Linked DNA regions of Homo sapiens: region 2 is linked to region 1. The links are chromatin loops, found by intact Hi-C in ENCODE. Cell type or tissue: gastrocnemius medialis. All regions are shown on one strand.

The links. Hi-C counts contacts between places; a loop is a spot of excess contacts. Peaks named below come from ENCODE experiments on the same cell type or tissue, not always from the same donor. Only the 100,000 strongest peaks of a DNase experiment are listed, where the experiment ranks them.
Region 2: it touches region 1 in a loop (2.1-fold over the local background); 1 of 110 quality-filtered maps calls a loop at or near these places.

Annotation. Positions count from the first base shown.
Region 1 is chr1:165,736,726-165,739,225 of GRCh38, forward strand. All of the region lies in intron 6 of TMCO1 (transmembrane and coiled-coil domains 1), which reads right to left. Among named protein-coding and RNA genes, the nearest start is that of TMCO1, 31 kb to the right of the region's middle. In gastrocnemius medialis, no CTCF peak of the experiment used is centred here; a DNase peak (open chromatin) is centred at 1,346; H3K27ac peaks cover 1,370 bases.
Region 2 is chr1:165,402,558-165,405,057 of GRCh38, forward strand. The region is part of intron 9 of RXRG (retinoid X receptor gamma); the gene reads right to left. Among named protein-coding and RNA genes, the nearest start is that of RXRG, 41 kb to the right of the region's middle. In gastrocnemius medialis, a CTCF peak has its summit at 1,512; no DNase peak of the experiment used is centred here.

The DNA.
Region 1 (2,500 bases):
AAAAAAAAACAAAAAACAAAAAAAAGAGAACAGGGAATGGAGTCCAAATTCCAAATGTTGGAATTAGCACACAAGGTTTTTTTGTTTTGTTTTTGAGACAGAGTCTTGCTCTGCCGCCCAGGCATGAATGCAAAGGCGCGATCACAGCTTACCACAAACCCGATCTCCAGGGCTAAAGCAATCCTCCCACTTAAGTCCCCATAACCCAGCAGCTGGGATTACAGGTACATGCCACTGTGCCCAGCTAATTTTTGTATTTTTTGTAGAGATGAGATTTTGCTCTGTTATCCAGGCTGGTCTTGAACTCTTGGGCTCTTGGTCTTGAACTCCTGCCTCAGCTTCCTAAATGCTGAACAGGCATGAGCCACCACACCAGCCCAGCAGACAAGGTTTTTAAAGCAGCTAAATAATTATGGACATAAAATATGGCTCATAATATATTAACAAACAAGAAATCTCAGGAAGGATGCCAAATAAAGCAAAAATTCTGAAACTGAAAAATATTACCTAAAATTCAAAAATCATTGGGTAGGCTTAGGGTTAACACAGATTAGAGGAGTCTGTGAACTTGAAGACAGATCAACAGAAATTATCCCATCTGAAGAACAGAAAAAAAAAAAGATTTAAAAAAATTCAACATAGCTTCAGTGTCCTGTTGGACAATACCCAAAATGACTAATATATAAGCAACTGGTGTTCCAGAAGAAGAAGAGAGAGAGAATGAGGCAGAAAACAGTTAAAGAAATAATGATTGAAATTTCCCTACATTTAATGAAAACCATAAGTCCTAGCAGGAAAAACTTTAAATAAAAATACTCTAGGCACATCACAGTCAAATTTCTGAGAACCAATCTCAAAGAGAAAATCTGAAAGTAGCTAGAGAAAAGTGACATTACTTACGAGGACACAAAGACATGAAGAACTTTTCAGAAACAATGGAGGCCAGAAAACAGTGGAAAGGCATTTAAAATGCTTAAAGGTTAAAACGAACAAAAAAGCCAAACCAGAATTCTATGTCCAATGAAAATATCCTTCAAGAATGAAGATAAAATAAAGATATTTTCAGATAAATGAAGATTAAGAGAATTTGTCACCAGCAGACTTGCACTATAAGAAGCACAAGAAAGAAAAATGAAATTCCTTAATGCTATACCATGAGGTGAAGATTCAGGCAATCCTTCTCAGTGACAAGCTTCACTTCCTGTTACAGCCCACCAACAGCTCTAGATTCAGTAGTCCCTATATCCATTACAAACGTTCATGCCTCCATGTTTCCTATGCCAAGAACACTTAAGATTGGAAAGCTGCCAGGCGTTCAGCACTTTGGGAGGCCACAGCAGGCAGATCACTTAAGGCCAGGAGTTTGAGACAAGCCTGGCCGACATGGTGAAACCCTGTCTCTACTAAAAATACAAAAATTAGCTGGGTGTGGTGGCATGCACCTGTAATCCCAGCTACTCAGGAAACTGAGATGGGAGAATTGCTTGAACCTGGGAGGTGAAGGTTGCAGTGAGCTGTGATTGCGTCACTGCACTCTAGCCGGAGCAACAGAACGAGACTCTGTCTCCAAAACAAACAAACAACAACAAAACAACCGAAAAACCAGGCCTATTTCTTTGCCAATGGCATTCATGGGAAAATCACGGTACAGTCTACAATTTGAGTTTCTGAAATCCTCATATTCTGACTATTCATTTCGCAGGCAACCATAGAGTCAATTCTTATGTAACCTAAGATCTTAAAAAGCAAATAAAACAACAACATGTAACCTAAGATCTTAAAAAGCAAATAAAACATGTGGAAATAGCAGGCTAATAAGGATTTTAGTTCAAAGGAAGAAGCATATATTCCATGATAACACTTCAAATGCTGTTAAGGCATTTCAGACTGGATATATTAATATGTTCATAATTCTCTTGTGCATAAGCTAACAGTGAGTAATAGGTAGAGAAACAATTTATAATTAATAAAACAAAAAGTATAAAGGTAGGTGACTTCTGTGATTTTTCCAAGCTTTAAGTATTTCAGACTATTTTTGTTTTTAGAATTTAAGTAATAAAATTATCTGCAAGATGACTATCACTGAGGATGCTGCAATAAGTAGTTAGAATTCAGCTGGGATCTTGGGGAAGACAACTATATACCAAAAGAACAGATCCTTCAAATACAACAGTTTTACATTAGCTATGCAATACTATAGTCCTTATAGACTTTTTTTCTCATGCGTGTCATGCAGAGAGAAGGCACTCTCTATGAACCAGGCAGGAAACAGGCCCTCACTAGACACTGAATTTGCATACACCTGGACAAGTGGAAATAAAAAGTGTTAGTATATATCCTCCTTAACTGAAAACAAACATATGAAAATTTTTTGTGTTTTTTGCTGCCCACCTCCCCCTCTTTTTTGTATTCAGCAAGCATGTTTCAGTAGGCTGTACCAGTCTAGGATCTGCAGATTTTCTTATTTTAACTTAATAGCATATACCGTACACTTCAGTTC
Region 2 (2,500 bases), 330 kb before region 1:
TTCACACCCATGTGCCCGCACACACATCCTCACCACTCACACACGCACACTCACACTCTTTTACACTGTCACATTCCCTTGCATACATGCACTTACACACACACCCTCACACATACACACATGCCCACTCATGCACACTTTCACATGAACTCACATGTGCCTGCACACACACCTTCACACACACTCATGCACACACACCTTCACACACTCTCATGCATACACACCTTCACACATACTTCACATGTTTGCACACGCATCCACACACTCATGCTCTCACACTATATTCATGCACATTATACACAATACACATACTCACACATGTGCACACACTCATTCTCACATATCTCATGCCTGTGGTCTCACATACATGCACATGCACACTCTTACACACACGTGCATGCATGCACTCACACATACACACATGCAGACACACTCCACACTCACACTCTAACATGTTCTTACAACATGCACACACACATACCCTCACACACTCACTCATACACACCCTCACACACATTTTTCTATAACTGAGGACATTTGTTGTGAGATTCACAAAAGGGAGAAAGACCAGTGTGTGAAGGAATTCATCTCCCATCTGCATGTCCTTTCGGGTACTTCTCTCTGTGACATTTTTCACTCTGTCTGTGTGACCCTCTGTGCACAGTGCAATGCCAGCTCATTTTTAACGTTATTAATGCTACTAGACATAAAGTCACTCTACTCACAACTTCCAAAAAAAGCTCAAGGACCAAAATCACTTTAGTCACTGTGGCCCTAAGTCAGAGATTTCTGGTTCCAGATGAATCTTTACTGAGTGTCACAACATTATTTCATGAAAAAGTTACAAATTAGAATTTCAATGTTCCTTGAAAATGTGTATATTTCTACACTTATGCCATAAGACATTTTAAAGAAATGTAGCAATACAAGGAAAATAAAGCGGCACCATCTAAAAAAGTAGAAATTGCTTCCCTACATGGAAAAATTAAAGATCTATGCCAATGCTACACATTACTTCAAAAGCCTCCAGTGGTAAAGCCCCTGAAAGCATTTGAGTGGCATCACCATTCAGGAAAGAGGTAGTTAGAGAATAAGGAGGCTGAACTCCCGGCCGTGCCTCTGCCGTTAAGCTTTATGGAAGTAGGCAAAGGAAACAGCTTCTCTGTAAGTACAAAGTTAGACTGGGATTAACTTTAAAAAATTTTTTTAACTCTAAAAAGGCCACGATTTTACAATATCTAAAATTCGAAGTATGCCATCATACTACCCTCTTTGTTGTGTGACCTGGATTTAGGAACTGAGATCAAGGCTAATAGAAATAAACACACCCATGAACGTCACAGCATTCCTCACCCACAGGTTAGCAGCAAGGGGCATTTATGCCTTTGAAGGTGCCTGCTGTGTGTGCAAGAGAGTGTGTGTGTGAGTTCTGTGACCTGACTTTTGATCTCTGCTTTCTGATCAGAGTGAAAGCAGAATGTGGCCCTTGTGACATGCACTTCTGAAATGTTTCCACAGAGTGGCAGCACTCTCCCACTGAGAAATCTGCCTCTACCTGGCTGTGCCAGGATCCCCTTCAACCAGGTTCTGCGGACCAGAGGTGACCAGCCCTCAGCACACCCACATGCCTGGCCAGTGACACCCCTGATGTACCTACTGAGCCAACTATGAACACTTGATCAGGGCAGTCAGCCTCAGTCCAAGCTGTGATGGACAAACCCAGGAGACTATGCAGGGGACTCTGCCACCTCCTTGCAGTTCTAAGTTCTGCCCTAGTCCTGGCAACAAGTGTTGGCCTCTCTCCCCAGAGTGTGGAGGCAGCCCAGCCCCCTGCCAGCCATATTCTGGCAGAAGAGTCAAGTTCCAAAGTTTTCAAAGTGATATGAATTAGAAACAACCCAAATGTCAATCACAGGGCGATGACTAAATACATTAGGATATGTTCACACTGCAAAATATTACAAAACCATTGAAAATGATAATTTGTAGTTGTCAGTAATTGAATAAAATTTCTAGAATGGCTAAGGGAAGAAAATAATACACCAAACTGTATAATTTCATATCTAGAAATGCATACATGACATGCGTAATACATAATAGTTACACGAGGATACACACGAGACATAATAGATACACGACAACACTGGAAAGAAATATACCAAAATATTTACAATAAGTTCTTATTACCTGTTTTTTGTTTTTGTTTTTGTTTTTGTTTTTGATGGAGTTTCGCTCTTGTCATCCAGGCTGGAGTGCAATGGCATGATCTCAGCTCACCACAACCTCCACCTCCCCGGTTCAAGCGATTCTCCTACCTCAGCCTCCTGAGTAGCTGGGATTATAAGCTCATGCCACCACACCTGGCTAATTTTTGTATTATTAGTAGAGACAGGATTTCTACATGTTGGTCAGGCTGGTCTTGAACAACCGACCTCAGGTGATCCGCCAGCCTCAGCCTCCCAAAGTGCTGGGATTACAGACATGAGCCACCGCATATTTT